Regions from separate parts of the Homo sapiens genome. Here region 2 is linked to region 1. Evidence: chromatin loops called from intact Hi-C (ENCODE). Cell type or tissue: IMR-90. All regions are shown on one strand. Each heading gives the region's core, and the rest is flanking DNA. Links, peaks and the distances in the headings are about the cores only. Region 1 overlaps ROR2 (receptor tyrosine kinase like orphan receptor 2). Region 2 overlaps SPTLC1 (serine palmitoyltransferase long chain base subunit 1).

Region 1 (8,367 bases), core at 3,516-6,015:
CTGTCACTTATAATTCTGCTTCCTTTCCATTCCTGGCTCCTGGGCATTTCTCCACCTCCCTTGCACATTCATATAAGCATTTGCATCTTTTACTAGTATTTTATTGAGCACTCATATGTAATTTATGTGGGAGGGCTGCCAAATGAGTCTGGTCCACCATTTTCAACGTCATCGATTCTCTAGGGGCCAAACATGAAAGCGGGAAAGAAAGCTCTCTAGAGATTAAGCACAATATTTCTTTCTCCATTGGTGTTTAATTTATAGCCAGTCATTTAGCCTCTCTTGGCTTCATTTCCTTTATGTGCAAAATACGGGGTTTGTATTAACCATTTTCTAAGCTCTCCTCCAACTCACAAAAACATTCCTTTGTAGCTGCCCTAAACCTCTCCAGAAACAATTTGCCAGGCCAAAAGGAGCCAGGCATGGCTGACTGAGGTTTCGGCTCACTTGGATTTGGGCAGCACTCACACTCCATAGCGTTACACAGAACAGAAGTCTTCCCTTTTAATTGAACCAAAAAACTTCCCCTTTCTAACTTAACAGTGGCACAACTTTAGCAACTGATGGTACAGGCTCATCTCCCCAGTGCCCACGTCAGCTCTCTGTGCACTGCAAATCTCTGGACAGGGAGCTGAGTCCAAGCATCAAAACAACCCAAAGGCAAAGTAACAGAGGAATCCCCTCACTGCTCTGTCTCACAGTCAGAGTCAGATCAATGACTTACGGTTTTTTTTTTTTTGAGGCGGAGGCTCGCTCTGTCGCCAGACTGGAGTGCAGTGGCGTGATCTCGGCTCACCACAACCTTCAACTCCCTGGTTCAAACAATTCTCCTGCCTCAGCCTCCCGAGTAGCTGGGATTATAGGCATGCACCACCACGCCCAGCTAATTTTTGTGTTTTTAATAGAGACGGGGTTTCACTATGTTGGCCATGATGGTCTTGATCTCCTGACCTCGTGATCCACCCGCCTCAGCCTCCCAAAGTGCTGGGATTACAGGTGTGAGCCACCATGTCCAGCCGACTTACGATTTTTAAATCCAGCCAATCATCCAAGTATTCACCAACTTGGTCAAATTACTTAGGCATTGAGGATCTGCTTTTACCAGGTCACACTGATCAGTCCAGGAAGATCAAGAAAACTTTACATATTAGAGATCATGAGGTCATGGCGCTTTGATTAGCGGGAAATAAAACAAATTTCCTGGAAGGGCACATGGAATGGAAATCCTGAGAGCTGCAGGAAGGACATAAAGCTGCTCCTCCCAAGGGAAGATACTTCCAGGTTAATAAATCCGTTGCGGGTGTGGAACAGTGGCCACTCCACTCGGGCTTTCCCACTGAGCTGTTGAGTGGTGCATGCAGCCAGCTGCAGAAAACCAGGGGCAGTGTCAGGAAGGATGGGAGTCAGATAAAACGGGGAAAACTAGAAGCATGGGGACTTGCGAGATGAAGAAAACCACCTAAGAGTGTTTGTACCTTTGAAGAAACTGAGAGTATGGTGGGGTGACCCGTGTCCCCCAGCCACTCATGCTGAAGTCCTCATCCCCGCAACCCGTGAGTGTAACTTTATTTGGAAACAGGGTCACTGCAGATGTAACGAAGTTAAGAGGAGTCCTACTTGATTAGAGAGGGCCCTAATCCAACAACACTGTCCTTACAGGAAGAGGGAATTTCAGACACGGACCTAGAGGGAAGAAAGAGCAGAGATGGAGTGATGCCGCCACAGCCACAGAGCACCATGGGCACCAAGGGTTGCCAGCAATGCCTGGAGCTCAGACCGAAGCATGGCACAGACTGTCCCCAGAGCCTTCAGAAGGAACCGACTCTGCCAACAAACCTTGATTTCAGACTTCCGGTCTCCAGAGCTGAGAGAAAACATTCTGATGTCTTAAGGCACCTCGTCTTGAAGTCCTTTGCTATGACAAAGGTCCTCATCCTTTGCTAGGGTAGAGGAATTGAAGAAGAAAGAAGAACGGCTGTAGAAGGAAGGAGACAGCCCAAGAAACTAAAGTTAAGACCTACACACAGGTGACATCCACACCCACCCAAAGAGACAGAGACATGGGTGTGTGCACACCCTGGGGACAGACAGAGACAGACAGGTGGTGGCACAGCCCTTTGCAGTATGGTCTCAAATCCAGCAAGCTCAGGAAGAATCACTGCTGTCCGTGTGTGTCACCCGCAGGAGGAAGAACAATAGCCACTGACAATACCAGTCAGATGAGGGAAACGGCCGCCCACCATAGGGACGCCACCCCGCTGGGCGCAGGTTGTCAGAACGCTACCCCTGGGAGAAAGACAGGGGCTGATCGAGGACTGCAGGGAAGGTTCGGAGGCAGAAATCAGCCTCATCGATGGCAGGAAGCCGCTGTGGGTCTCCAGACAGTCCAGACAGTCTCAGGTGCCCGGCCCAAACTCTGCCCCGAATAACCAACGGTGCACACTTTGAAACCTCCTATTTGTGGGGTAGAGTTTTCTTCCAAGACCATTCAGTGGCTCCAGATCCAGACAACCCAATAGGCATTGCAGACTCACAGCCAATAGGAGGATAAAGGGTCCCCTACTTGGATCAAAGGTGCCTCGAACATGGCCTTCAGCCTCCAGAGTGGTGCAACGCTCACAACCTGGACATCTCATGTTTGTTTTGTCCAATGGATGTTAGAAAACGTCTTAGGGAAAGGTTTGCTTGGGATTGCGTGGCTGTGGGCCGGGCGGAGGCAGACAAGACTGGCAGGGGCTGAACTGGCTGCTGACTTGGAACCTAAGAATGACCTGCCTGGAAGCTTCCCTCCACCAAGTCCTAGTGCTCGACAGCTGCTCCCTCCCCATGTCATCCTGGAGCTTCTCTTTGCGCCCACAAAATGTACCCCTAGCAATCCCCAGCCCAGGGTGGATGTGGATGTGGACACTGGACACTGGGCTCAGTGCAAGCCTCCCGTGTCCTCGTAAAAGGAGTTTCTAGCTCCAGCCGACACCCGCAGGGCTGAGATGCCCCACAATGAGCATGGAGCCCACCCTGGCCTCCTTGGTGGCAGCCTGGTCCTCTCCCTACCTGTGCCCCTTAAGCATATCAGCACCTTCAGAGCTGTCCTGGGGGTTCCCTGAGCACGCAGGGCATGTGGGACACCACCCCCCACTCCTGCCCTTGGCTACATAACAGCTGAAGTGGCCAGAATGAAACCCGAGTCTGACCCTGCGTGCCCACCGTGAGACTGGGTGTCATAGCCTTGCTGCTCTGAGCGGGACTCTACGTTCCCTTCCTCTCCCACGCCCGCCTCCTGCCTGGAGCATCCTGAGCTGTGGGGCCTTTGCCAGCCATTGCCCCTACGTCCTCTCTCAGTGGGGCTCAGCCTCTCGACCACCCCAACTGTGACAGCCAGCACCGCTCACTCCCGTCCCGGCCCCGCCTCCCTCCAGTACCTTCATGATCTGAGGTCCTCCTGTGGTTCCCACACTTGCTTCTCCCATTTAGAAAGACACTCAGAGAGCCCGGAGGGGCAGAGACCACGCCGCCTCATACTGGGACGTTTTCAGAGACTCTGAGCGCCCAGCATGCTGTGGGCTTCGGTAAATACTTGCTGAATGCAAGAAGCCTCAGTTCAGGGGCCACATCCTCCCAGAAACCCCCCGTGCCCATCCGAGTACCGCCTTGGACATCCAGACCACCAGCAGTTCCATGTGCATTTCTGCTGCACCGTACTCTTCACGTTATTTTCTCTTTATTGTTCTATGTGTCTAGACCCTGTACTTTCTCTCTTTGCAGGGAAATTATTAAGGAATAACAGAGCAGTCTGCTGCAGGGGGATGCCCTCATGGTGGCCCTGGGGACTGCACCACGCTCCCCTGTGCATCCTTATTTGTGCCTGAGTACCCCTTGTGGGTATCTGGTAAACCTAAGCGTCACCTCTGTGTTCAATCTTTATGTTCTCAAGATGAAAAGAATTCTGAGGACAGGCTACAATCACCTGGCAGGAGGACATTCCTCATAATCTTTACCCTGGCTCGCCTGCTGGCGGTCAGCACGGGGGCCCACCCCAGCCTCACTCGGTATGGGCGGGGGCAGGGTGCCTCTCACATTCTGGTCTGGGCACCTGGAGCACACCCACTCCAGGGAGTGTCTTCCGTATTCTAAGGAAACAACAAGCCCAGGCACAACAACGTTATTGCCTCCTGGAACCAGGCGTGCACCCAGCAGCTGACACACAACTGCCATCTCTGTGCACGCTCAGAACAACTAACATTCATCATGCCCAGTCTGTAGATTCAGAAACTGGAGCCTGAAAAGTAACTTTCTGTGGGGTCCCTGGCCAGAGGAGACACACCTAGCAGAGTTGCATGGCACATCCTGATGCTGAGCCCAAGTTGTGAATAACAAGCCTGACAGACTTTATGCTGACTATGTTTGCAGGGATGATCCCATTTTCATTTGTACCCTTTTAGCCTTGGAGACCCTCACTCTATGTTAAACCTAACAAACTATCATACGTACACACAGGCACGCATGCCAGGAGTTCCAGAATAAACCAGAAGCACACACAATAATTCGGCCGATATGACCTACATGAACTGGGAAACTGATGCTTGGTAAACAGAGACCAATAGGCATGGTCTCCATGTCAGCTCAGGGAGCTCTGCTGACTGCTTTGTTTTCTCTTTCCAAGGAAATTTTAGTTCAGCACCACAGCCTGACATGGCACAAATAGCAGGGAACAGCCTAGTAACCCAGGCACTGGTTTCACTACCCTGTTATTTAGAATCCACTTGAGATCACCTATAATTGCAACACAACCTCATATGGGCAAAGTCAGGAATCCCCCTGCTGGCTGCAGTGTGGACGAGGAGCAGCTCTTCTCTGAAGTCGAGAGACACAGCTCGCCGGGTCTATTTTGGCTGAGCCAGAACAGGAGGCCAGCAGACGGGCGAGCCCACATCACCCCGCCCCAGCCTTCAGAAATTATCCACTTCCCACAAACATTCCAAAGTACTGATCTTTCAAAACACAAGCTGTATTCCATGTGCATTTAAAACACAGTCTTGGAACGAAAGAGCATGTGGTTTCTAGGTCAGATATAAGCCTCTGTAAGTAACAGAATGATAATTCTAAAGCATGTATGTGTGTATGTCTCCTGGACGTCTAATGTAACAACGAAGACAAAGCTCTGTTAAATATTCACTCACATGTTAACCCGGTTATAACCAAGTCCTACAGTCGCCTGCAGTCTTAAACAATGACAGTACTTTGGCATATGAAAACTGAAGGCAAACTTTTCATCTGTAAATCACAACATCCTTAGTGCTCATTTTCTCTATATAGGCTTTTTGCTCTGAGAATCTCTCTCTCTGTCTCTCTCTCTCTCTCCTCTCTCTCTTCTCTCTCTCTCTCTCGATACCATCTACCAAATATAAGCTTCATGCCAAATACTGACCCAGGACATCTGAACAAAAACACATTTTCCAGCTAATTCTTAGATTCGCTTTTGCTTGGCCAAAGGTAAAGCTGTCATATCACTGATGAACTGGTCCACAGGCCAATGTCACCTGCCAGTGATTTTGCAGATGTTTATACATCATGACTGATGATTGGGTTAAATAAATAGCTAATATAGTACATTCAGCTATGATTATACATGTGATTAGGCCAAATGTGGCCAAGCGTGACATTCCCAGAAGCTCTATGAGCAAAAACGTGCAGGAAGAATGAGTCTGGCTTTGCCAGGCCGACTCCTTCTATTACTAATCATATAAGGAAGGGGCCAGGAGTAGAAGGACGGGTGGAGTGAGTCTCCATTTGTGCAGGAGCAAGAACTCAAAAGGAAGTAAAATCACACTACAGGACCAGATAATTCATGAGCAAGGGAAAGATTGGGGCCCCTACCCTGAGACTTCTGGGGGGCAGTTCACTACAGATCCTGTCCCGCTAAGAGTGCTGATGATCCACCAATCATCACGATGGTGATGCTAACAAATGGCGCCAGCATCAGCTACTGTTTCTAGGTGCTTGCAGTGAACTGAGCAAGCCCTTTCATCCCGCCTATGCTGGGGGTGCTCCCATCTTGAAACTGTGCTGAGAGCAGTGCCATGCCCAAGGCCCTGACCCCAGGGGGAAGGGTGAAGCCACCATTTATCCAGGCCCATCCTCTTGCAAACCCAGGCTCAGAACTGTGATACTATACTACTCTATCCTGCTACTGCAAAGAAAGGCAGCCCGGCCTTCTGTGGTTCTTTGCTTTCTTTTTGTACTACCCTTTCATAAACATGCATGTATGTACAGATGTGCCCACTTGACGGGCCACCTTTAGCGTCCGTGTTTCTGTGCTCTGGACAGGTCCGAGGCAAACTTCCAAACTCTGTAATCAATCAACTCCTTTCGGTCATGGGAACGCACTGAACACACATGGTTTTTAAACCATTCACTTGTGGGTTAACAACAACAACAAAAAAGTCAAGAGATTATCAAATCCCAACAAACAAAAAGCACGGTAGAAAGCATTCTATTCTACGCTTGAGAAGTTGCTCCACTCCCAGAAATGGAACTGAGAGAATCCTACCTTAGAGCACTGAATTTGACTTATAAATGCCAGGAGCTTGCAGCATCCAGGGAATAAAATTTTCTGTCAAATTTCATCTGATGGTCATTTTTTCACCTTGATAAGCAAATGCATCTTCCTAAGTGCATCATGAATATGCAGCTGTTTCTGCCTCGCAGGGTTATTTGTGATCACTCCACTTAAAGAACAGCTCCCATCCCACATGCAGTCCCAGGGCCCCTGCAGCCCTCTGCTCCAGAAGCCTTGGCACAGCCCCGCCCCAGGCCCACAAGGAAGCCCCCGGGTGAGAGGTTTGCAGCGCATCTGAAACAAAGGACTGCAATACATTTTCCCAAGGAAATATCAGAGTCTATGGAATGACTCAAGTTGGATTCTCGGCCGTTAATATGGCCTGTCTGCTTCTCATCACTCGCCCCCTCCCCCTCAACTGCATCCTCTGCTTCTCCTCAAACCGTGCTTCACAGCTGCCGTGTGATTTTTTCACAGAGTAAATCAAACTGCACCACCCCCGACACCAGACGCCCTCAACAACCGACAATCAAACACAAATTCCAGGACCTAAAGTGCTGTGCAGGGCGTAGCCCAGGGCTGCCCCATGAACTTTCCGTGATACTGGAACGTTTTAGATTTGTGCTACCCATTGTGGGAGCCTCTTGCCAAACTGAAATGTAGCTAGTACAACCAAGGAACTGAAATCGTAATTTTATTTATTCTAACTGACTTGAATTTCAAGAGCCTTCCAGCTGCCCTATTGAGATTCATGGGTTCAACCCCGGCTGACTCTGACCTCCACCTTGCCCCAGCCCATAAGCCAGGCATCTCCCCTGCGGTACCACCATGACACCAAGTCCCGCTTGACCCAGGGCCCCCACTGGGCTTCGCACACACTTCCCTCTCGTTTTCACTTGGCCAGTGTCCACTCTTCAGATCTCAGCACAACCATCTGTGCCCAGATCAAGAGATGTGTTCCTCTTCTACCCTCCCAAAACCTGATCTCTTCCTTTAGGCCACTTGGCCACAACTCAGAATTTTATCATGACCTGACAGCTTGCCTTTCCCCAGACCTGTAAAATCCACACAGCAGAGAGCACAGTTCAGCCAACACGTCCTAGGATCTTGCGCAGAGCCAGCTATGGGGACAATCAGTAAGTATCTGTGGTCTGTCTGCACTGTGGGTTAAGTCAGGCTTTTGAGAAAGAAGTTGAGAATCTAACCAACAAAAACTATTTTTCTTCCTAAGGAAATGTGGTCCCCAAGGCCAGTGTACTAAACAAGCTTTCAGAGCATGCGTTTACTACATTTAACATCCTACAGAGGATGGAATCCTCTTAAGCCTCCAAGCACCAGGCACCAGCCTCACTGCCACCCTGCATGCTGGGCAGAGCTCCACCTGCTCTTGGTTTTAAACAACTGACCTCCATGAGGAAGCTGTGCAGAGCCACTCTGTAGATTGGACAGAAATAAAGTGGCTGTTCTGGCAGTTGATTGTTATGGACTGAGCAGTGGTGCCCCCCAAACCCATAAGTTGAAGCTCTATCCCTCAATGTGATGATATTTGCAGGTGAGGCCTTTGGAAGGTAATTAGGATTAGATGAGGTCATGATGGGGGTGTTATGAAAACACCGGGATTCGGTCTAGGTCCTCCTGCTCCCCAAACAGAAAGCCAATCACTGAAACAACAAGCAGTGCCAAGGAAAAGGATTTTAATCGGCTTTAATCAGGTGCTGCAGCCAAGGAGATGAGAACTCAGTCTCAAATCCATCTCCCCAATGGACTAAAATTTGGGGTTTATACATCAGAGAAGAAATGTAACTATGTGT
Region 2 (8,367 bases), core at 2,359-4,858, 330 kb after region 1:
ATTGTAAACCTCATATGTAGCTAGTGGGAATATAAAATGATGCAACCACTTTGGAAAACAGTTTGGGGGTTCCTCAAAATGTTAAACACAGAGTTATCACATGACACAGCAATCCTACTCCTAGGTATATATCCAAGAAAAATTAAAACATTATGCCCATGCAAAAATGTGTACACATTATTTCATAGCAGTTTTATTATTTTTTATTTTTTCATATACTCTTACGAGGGAAAAAACCCAATTGTGCATCAACTGATTAATGTATAAACAAAATGTGTGTATCCATACACTGAAATATTATTTGGTGATAAAATGAAGTACGGATACATGCTACAATGTGGATGAGTCCTGAAAACATTATGTTAAGTGAAAGAACCCAGAAACAAAGGCTAAGTATTGTTTATTCCTTTTAATGTGAAATGTCCAGAATAGGCAAGTCCATAAAGTAGATAAATGGTTGCTAAGGCCTGGGCAGAGGAAGGAGTGGGAAGTAACTGCTAATGGCTTTGGGATTTCTTTTGGGGTGATAAAAATATTTTGGAATTAGATGGTGGTGATAGTTGTATAACTCTGGGAATATGCTAAAAACCACTTAATTATACACTTCAAAATGACAGATTTTATGGTATATAGATTACGTATCAATACAGCTGCTGTTTAAAGGAAAAAAACCTTACACTTCAAAATGGTAAATTTTATGGTAAATAGATTATATATCAATAAGGCTTCTGTCTAAAGGAAAAAAATCTAAGTTAATTCGCTTACTCTTGTGTCAACTCAGTATTGAATGTAAATAGGTATTGCATAAATTGAAGAAAAGTAACACTGAATGTAATCTGATTGGACTCCGGTGAAGACTCCAAGATGGCGATCGGTAACCATCTTGGCTACCCTGACTCAGCATTCCCGGATTCACCGGTTCCCGCCATCTCGGCAGCCATCTTGGCTACCCTGACTTGGCATTTTCGCTTATTCCCGCCATCCTGACAGCCACATCGGGTACCCTGACTCAGCATTTCCGGGTTCACCTTTCCTGTTCCCGCCACCCGGACCAACGCGCATGCCCACTAGGGCGTGTCACACTCAGAAGCACGAAACTCAACCTATCCCGCCCCTACCCCGCCCACTCCTCACCCAGCATCCATAAAAGCGCTCTGCACCTTTGGCACAGCGCGACTTCCCTGGCCCTCCCCCTGCGGACCAGTGAACCTCGCCCGAGAGCTCAGTAAAGATTTTTGCCCTCTTTGTCTCGCCCCTCAGCCTTATTGATCCACAGTGCCCTTCCATTGCCTTTCACTATCAACAAAACAACCTTCAATTTTCTTGTAGTTTCTGCAAACAATTTACATAATGTTCTTGATGACAATAAAAATATTGTGCATATTGAAAAAAAAGAAGGGATGTTAACAATCACCAGATATTGAGGAAGTGTCTAACAGATCAATAAAACTGATAAAACAATCAGTACAGTGCAAAAGGGTAAAAATAAAAAATTTTAAGATGTGTAGGTTTCAAAAAAAAAAATTCACCTTCCATGACCCTTCTCTGAAATCTATCTATAATCTACTGTAAACCAAGAGACAGGAAATAGCCAATGCAGAACAGAGAAAGGAAATTCTCAAGCTAATGGTGATGGGACACTCCAGGGCCACCCTGTGTAGCAGCTGCATATAACAACCAGTCAGGAGTGGAGCAGGAGAAAGAACAAAGAAAGTGAATCTAATAGATAACTAACGTGTGAACATTCTGAATGGAGTTTTATGCTCCTAGAGGCAAACAACATAAAGACCACTGTAGAACCAATCAAGTAACCAAACAAAAATGATTAACTCTGGGGAAAACAAAAGTATCCAATAAAGAAAATATAGCCTCATAACATTGGCCCAACTAATGAATAATACTAATGAAGTCATAAAAATATAACCACTAAATTATCTAAGGACACATTATCCTATATCTGAACTCTGCCAGAAGAAAGGGCAGAGCAAGGTTGCTGCATGAGCTGGGGTCCTGTTAGGGGCACCCAGGGATCGGCACCACAGCCCAAGGTCTGCACCAGGCTGCTGCACTTGCTGGAGGAAGAGTACCTTCCCCTAATCCACACAAAGGCATGACAGGAGCTATTCCAGGCCTGGGCACAGTGAGTGTAGATGTGTTTTCAGAGAGCCAGTCTCAAATCGCCTACAATTAATGGATATACAGTCGCGTGCCATTTAACATCTCAATTGACAAAATGGACCACATATACAACAGTGGTCCTATAAGAGTAAAATACTGTATTTTTACTGTACTTTTTTTTTTTTTTTTTAAGACAGGGTCTGGCTCTGTTGCCCAGGATGGAGCACAGTGGCACAATCTTGTTTCACTGCAACCTCCACCTCCCAGGCTCAAGCCATCTTCCCACCTCATCCTCCCAAGTAGCTGGGACTATAGGCCTATATTACCACACCCACCTAATTTTTTGGATTCTTTGGTAGAGAAGGGGTTTTGTCATGTTGCCCAGGCTGGTCTCAAATTCCTGGGCTCAAGTGACCTGCCCACCTCAGCCTCCCAAAGTGCTGAGATTGCAGGCATGAGCCATCATGCCTGGCCCTATTGTACCTTCTCTATACTTAAATATATTTAGATACACAAATACCATTTTACTACAACTGCCTAGAGTATTCAGTAGAGTAACATGCTGTATAGTTTGTGACCTAGGAGCAATAGGCTATACCATATAGTCTAGGTGCGTACCAGGTTATAGGTACACACTACACATCTAGGTCTGTGTAAGTCCACTCTATGATGTTTGCATGACAATGGAATTGCCTAACACATTTCTCAGAACGTATCTACGTCATTAAGTGACGCATGACTGTAAGGAAACCTGGGGAAAAAAAAGTCAAGAAGAAAATAAAGAACAACATAAGCAAGTTTCTTAACAAAAAAAAAAAAAAGGTAGGTCAGGTATGGGGGCTCACGCCTGTGATCCCAGCACTTTGGGAGGCCGAGGCGGGCAGATCACCAGAGGTCAGGAGTTTGAGACCAGCCTGACCAACATGGTGAAACCCCATCTCTAGCAGCCTAGTTTAGGAAGCTGCTTGATGCCCACAGGGCTATACTGCCCCAGAGAAGGAGCCCACATATAGCACCATCTAGAAAGCCAAGCCATAGCTGAGTATATTCTGTTCCATGAACTAGTGGTCACTGCCTCCTTCCATCCCAGGGGCTACCCTGTCATTACAACAGCCTTCTCCAGGAAAGCAGCTACTGCTGTCTATATCCTAGAAACAAACTCTCAAAGAGGTTTGCCTTCCACATCCTAGTGACTGCAACACTCTAACTGTGGACCGATTACTGATTTATTGTGCCATCAGTGCGCTCACCAACTGGCCCTGGTGTTTCTAGGTGATCCCCATCTCAAACCTGCAGACCAGCCCCAGTAATCCACAGCTAGGCGAGTGTTTCCAGGGGAGTCCCATCTCAAACTGGTGTACCAACCCCTGTGACTCAGTAACACAGTCACTAGATAGGCATGCAGCTTCCTGACACCGCCGCCTTCTCCCCCAGCCCCCAGTCCTGAGCAGAAAAACAAACTGCACATGCTCCTACAGCCTAGGTCACCAAGACACTCACAGGTATCACCAAAATGGATACTAGCAAAAGAAAAAAAAAAAAAACAGGCAAGAGAAAAGCACAGATATTACACTACTGTGTCCTCCTAGAACTAAAGCAGATGCAGCCCATCCAACTGACACCCTAAGACACATCTCCAGGTGAAAATCTTTCTCTACATAAGCCACTCTATACAATTAGAACAGGTGACCGTGTCAACAGTCTCATAAATATAAACATAGGAGATAAAAAGCATGAAAATGCAATGAAACTTGACACCACCAAAGTTGCACAATAATTCTTCACAAAGTTACCCTAAATAAATGGAAATTTTCAAATTGCCTTAAAAGGAATTTGAAATATTGATCTTAAGAAAATTCAATGAGATACAAAAGAATACAGAGAGAAAACTTAATCGAATAATAAAAAAAAACAAGCCATAGCCTGAATGAGAAATTCAACAAAGACATAGATACCATTAAAGAAAACAAACAGGCCAGGCGTGGTGGCTCACACCTGTAATCCCAGCACTTTGGAAGGCCGAGGTGGGCGGATCACGAGGTCAGGAGATCTAGACCATCCTGGCTAACAGGATGAAACCCTGTCTCTACTAAAAATACAAACAATTAGCCGGGCGTGGTGGCGGGTGCCTGTAGTCCCAGCTACTCCGGAGGCTGAGGCAGGAGAATGGCGTGAACCTGGGAGGCGGAGCTTGCAGTGAGCCGAGATCGTGCCACTGCACTCCAGCCTGGGCGACAGAGCAAGACTCCGTCTCAAAAAAAAAAAAAAAAAAAAAGAGAAAAGAAAAAAGAAAACAAACCAACAGAAACCTTAGGAATGAAGAATTGAATGAATTAAATTAAAAAGTACCACTGACAGCTTCAATGGCACACTAGATCAAACAAAAGAATTTCTGAACTTGCAGACAGGACTTCTGAAATAACCCAGACTGAGGGAAAAAAGGAGAAAAAAAGAGTAAAAAGAATCAAAGAAAGTCTATGAGACTTGTGCCATGATACTAAGATAACAGATTTTGAAAATATAGAAGAGAAACAGAGAAAAGAGACAAAGACACAGAAAACTTATTTAACAAAACAATAGCTGAAAATCTCCCAATTCTTGGGAGAGATACGGACATCCAGTTCCGTGAAGCTTAAAGGGACATATTCAACCCAAAAAGGCCTTTTCTAAGGCACATTATAATCAATTTGTCAAAAGTCAAACACAAAGAAAAACTTCTAAAATTAGCAAGAAAGAAGCATCAGATCACAAATAAGCAAGTCTCCATTAGACTATCAGTTTTCACAGCAGAAACCTTGAAGGCTAGGAAAGATGAGGATGATATATTCAAAGTGCTAATGAGAAATCAGTCAGCAAAGAGTACTGTACTGAGCACAGCTACCCATCAGAAATTAAAGAAATAAAGTCTTTCCCAGACAAGCAAATGCTTATGGAATTCATCACCATAAGACCAGCCTGACAAGAAATGCTTAACAAGTGCTTCAATCGCAAGTGAAAGAATACTAATGCAAAAACAGGACACTATCCACCTAACTGTTAAAAGTAAATTCATATTCAAACTGAGAATTCTACATTACTGAAATTAATGCTTTAGAATCTTTCAAATCACCCTTGAGAAAGCTGAACATCAAAATAGTCAAAAATATTTATATCTACAATGAGTTATTAATAAACACCCAATACAGAACAATATAAATTAAGGCAAAAAAGTACAAATTTTGTGCACTGACAAGGGATGTGGGGGTAGTATAGCAGGTTCGTGTGTGATCAAAATTTTTATCAGCTTTAAATAGTCTATCATAACTATACATTTTTAAATGTAAGCTCCAGAGTAACCAGAGAAAAAAATTACACCAGATATGTCAATGAAATAAAGGAATCAAAGCTTATCAGTACAGAAACTCACCAAACCATAAAGCAAACAATAAAAAAAGAAACAAAAGATCTACAAAACAACCAGAAAACAATTAACAAAATGACAGAAGTTAACTTCTTACCTTTTAATAATATCTTTGAATATAGATAGTTTTGATTCTCCAATAACAAGATGTAGAGTGGCCAAATGGTTTTTCATACATGTTTCCCTAGTCCAGACACCCAAGAGTATGTCCCTCTCTTGGGCATAAGAAAACCTAGAGTTATATTTAGGGCATCATGTGTGGTGAATAGTTGACCGAGCTGGCATGCTCACAATGACCAAATTATGTTTGTCATATTTTAATCCAATATATTGATCTACTATGAACTCGTAAATAATGTATTTGCTTTCTAGACACATTCCAGGAAGACCAGAGAAACTGACTTTTATCCATATGGAATAATCCACTGGCAAATTTCTTTTAGGACAGACCAAAGCTGATCTAGAACATAATCTTTACATACGTGGATCCTTCCCATCAGACGAGAAAGAACATCTGGGGTGAAAGGCTCCATTAGAAGAGCAATGTGGGATGGTGCTGTGCTGACAACTGGTAGTTCCTGCCCTACATCTTTGTAGAAGACTGGAGCCCAGAGCATGCCATGGTCAACTTCTATGCTGAAGTGAAGACCTCCTTCGAGGTGTGCACGTGCTTATTACAGATATGCCACGGTGCTAAGTACCCCAGAACTACAGGAAAAAATAAGAATAGATGCTGTATCCATGATCATGAGGCACACAGGCCAGAACGCCAGCTGTGGAATCGCACAGCCCAGGTTCAAAGCCTGGCTGGGCCATGACCACCTGAATGACCTGAGGAATGGTCTCAGGCAAATTTGTAAAAAGCGGAGACCCTGCCTGCCAGGGAGGCATGTGGTAAGAGGCGCATCCAGTCAGGTCAGGGCACCGCGTCCTCTCTTTGGAAACCTGCGAAGCAAGGCTGGTGGCCCTTGAGGCCACGGCAGCCATGGAGAAGGCGGGCCTTGCTCCAGGCGGCACAGAGGCACTGGAAAGGCCCCGGGGGAGCCTGGCAGGATCTGGCTGGTCCTGTGCTCTGCTTCCAGGTTCTGGCCCTGTAACCCGGGGGACAGGGCCGTCCAAGACAGGGCCACTGGGTGCCAGCCAGCACCTGGGCCAGGCGCCATGGCTCTGGCGGATCAGCCCCGCACCCCCAACAGCCCCACAGGGGGGCCCATCCAGGGCCACACACCTGCCCCCAGGAGCAGGACGTCCCTGAGGCTAGAGTCCAGGGGGACTGGTGGAAGGGTCTCACCCTTTGCCCTTTGACTCCTCTTGTAGGCACCCTCGCTGGGCTCCTAAGCACTCCTTCACACCCTGGCTCTGTCACCAGCCCCATAGTGATGTCATAAACTCCCAGATGCCCAGTGTGCACCCGGCCACAGAGAAGTGGGTGACTTCGGAGTATCCTCTCCGCTTCTGACCCTTAGTTTCGTCTGTGCACAACTCGCTCAAAATGGGCAACTCACTAAGCATATTTTGTTCCTGGTTCCACCGCAGGTCCTGGCCACGCCACCGGCAACCTGCTCGTCTTGTCCGTGAGGCCTTCCCAGCTGGCCGGGCTCACCCCGCGGCTCCTGCACCTGTGCCTGCCCCGGGAATCTGGGGCCGTTTCCCACTCCTCTTCAACCGTCAGCGACATCTTGGGCCTTCTTTTCCAGTCAGGTGGGATGGCGCCCCTGTGAGGCTGTGTCTTATCCCTCGGAACACGGGCACCCCACAGAGGGTCCTGCCTCCTGTGGTCTGGAGCCCCCCCCTCAAGGAAGAAACCCGTGCTGTCTGCTCGCAACTCCAGGATGTTTGGACACCTCAGCCCCGTGAGGATCTCTTGTCTCAGAGGCAAGTTTAACCTTCAACTTCCTTCATTAGATGAGCAGGTGATCCCAGCCAGGCTCCCGAAGATGGAGGTGAGGGCAGAAGAGCCCAAAGAAGCAACGGAGGTGAAAGACCAGGTAGAGACCCAGGGGCAGGAGGACAATAAAAGGGGCCCCTGTAGCAATGGGGAAGCAGCTTCCACCTCTAGGCCCCTGGAGACTCAGGGAAACCTCACTTCCTCCTGGTACAATCCCAGGCCCTTGGAGGGAAATGTCCACCTCAAGAGCTTGACAGAAAACAACCAGACTGACAAGGCCCAGGTGCATGCAGTGAGTTTCTACTCCAAGGGCCATGGAGTCGCCAGTTCACACAGCCCTGTTGGAGGCATCCTTCCCTTTGGGAAGCCTGACCCACTTCCAACAGTGCTCCCTGCCCCAGTTCCGGGCTGCTCCCTGTGGCCAGAGAAGGCGGCCTTGAAGGTGCTGGGTAAAGACCACCTGCCCAGCTCTCCAGGCTTGCTGATGGTGGGGGAGGACATGCAGCCCAAGGATCCTGCAGCTCTTGGATCAAGTAGGTCTTCTCCACCCAGAGCTGCCGGCCACAGGTCCCGCAAAAGAAAACTGTCGGGGCCACCGCTGCAGCTGCAACCGACCCCTCCCCTGCAACTGAGGTGGGAGAGAGATGAGGGGCCCCCACCGGCTAAGCTTCCATGTCTATCTCCTGAGGCACTGTTGGTGGGTCAGGCTTCCCAAAGAGAAGGACGCCTCCAGCAGGGCAACATGCGTAAGAACATGAGGTTGTTAAGTAGAACATCAAAATTCAGGAGACTAAGAGAGCTGCTTAGGAGGAGAAAGAAGAGACAGCAGGGCAGGCGTGGTGGCCCACGCCTGTAATCCAGCACTTTGGGAGGCCCAGGCGGGTGGATCAGGAGGTCAAGAGATTGAGACCTGAGGAGCATCTCTGCCTGTACCATCTGGGAAGTGAGGAGCGCCTCTGCC

Evidence for each region. Peaks named below come from ENCODE experiments on the same cell type or tissue, not always from the same donor. Only the 100,000 strongest peaks of a DNase experiment are listed, where the experiment ranks them.
Region 2: it touches region 1 in a loop (5-fold over the local background); 4 of 110 quality-filtered maps call a loop at or near these places.

Annotation. Positions count from the first base shown.
Region 1 is chr9:91,766,355-91,774,721 of GRCh38, forward strand. The region is part of intron 2 of ROR2 (receptor tyrosine kinase like orphan receptor 2); the gene reads right to left. Among named protein-coding and RNA genes, the nearest start is that of MIR3910-2, 130 kb to the left of the region's middle. In IMR-90, for the core only: a CTCF peak has its summit at 4,822 (motif pointing left); a DNase peak (open chromatin) is centred at 4,937; H3K27ac peaks cover 732 bases.
Region 2 is chr9:92,097,190-92,105,556 of GRCh38, forward strand. All of the region lies in intron 3 of SPTLC1 (serine palmitoyltransferase long chain base subunit 1), which reads right to left. It also overlaps the pseudogene LOC100420896. Among named protein-coding and RNA genes, the nearest start is that of SPTLC1, 14 kb to the right of the region's middle. RefSeq lists an enhancer at 6,075-6,575. In IMR-90, for the core only: no CTCF peak of the experiment used is centred there; a DNase peak (open chromatin) is centred at 3,512; H3K27ac peaks cover 461 bases.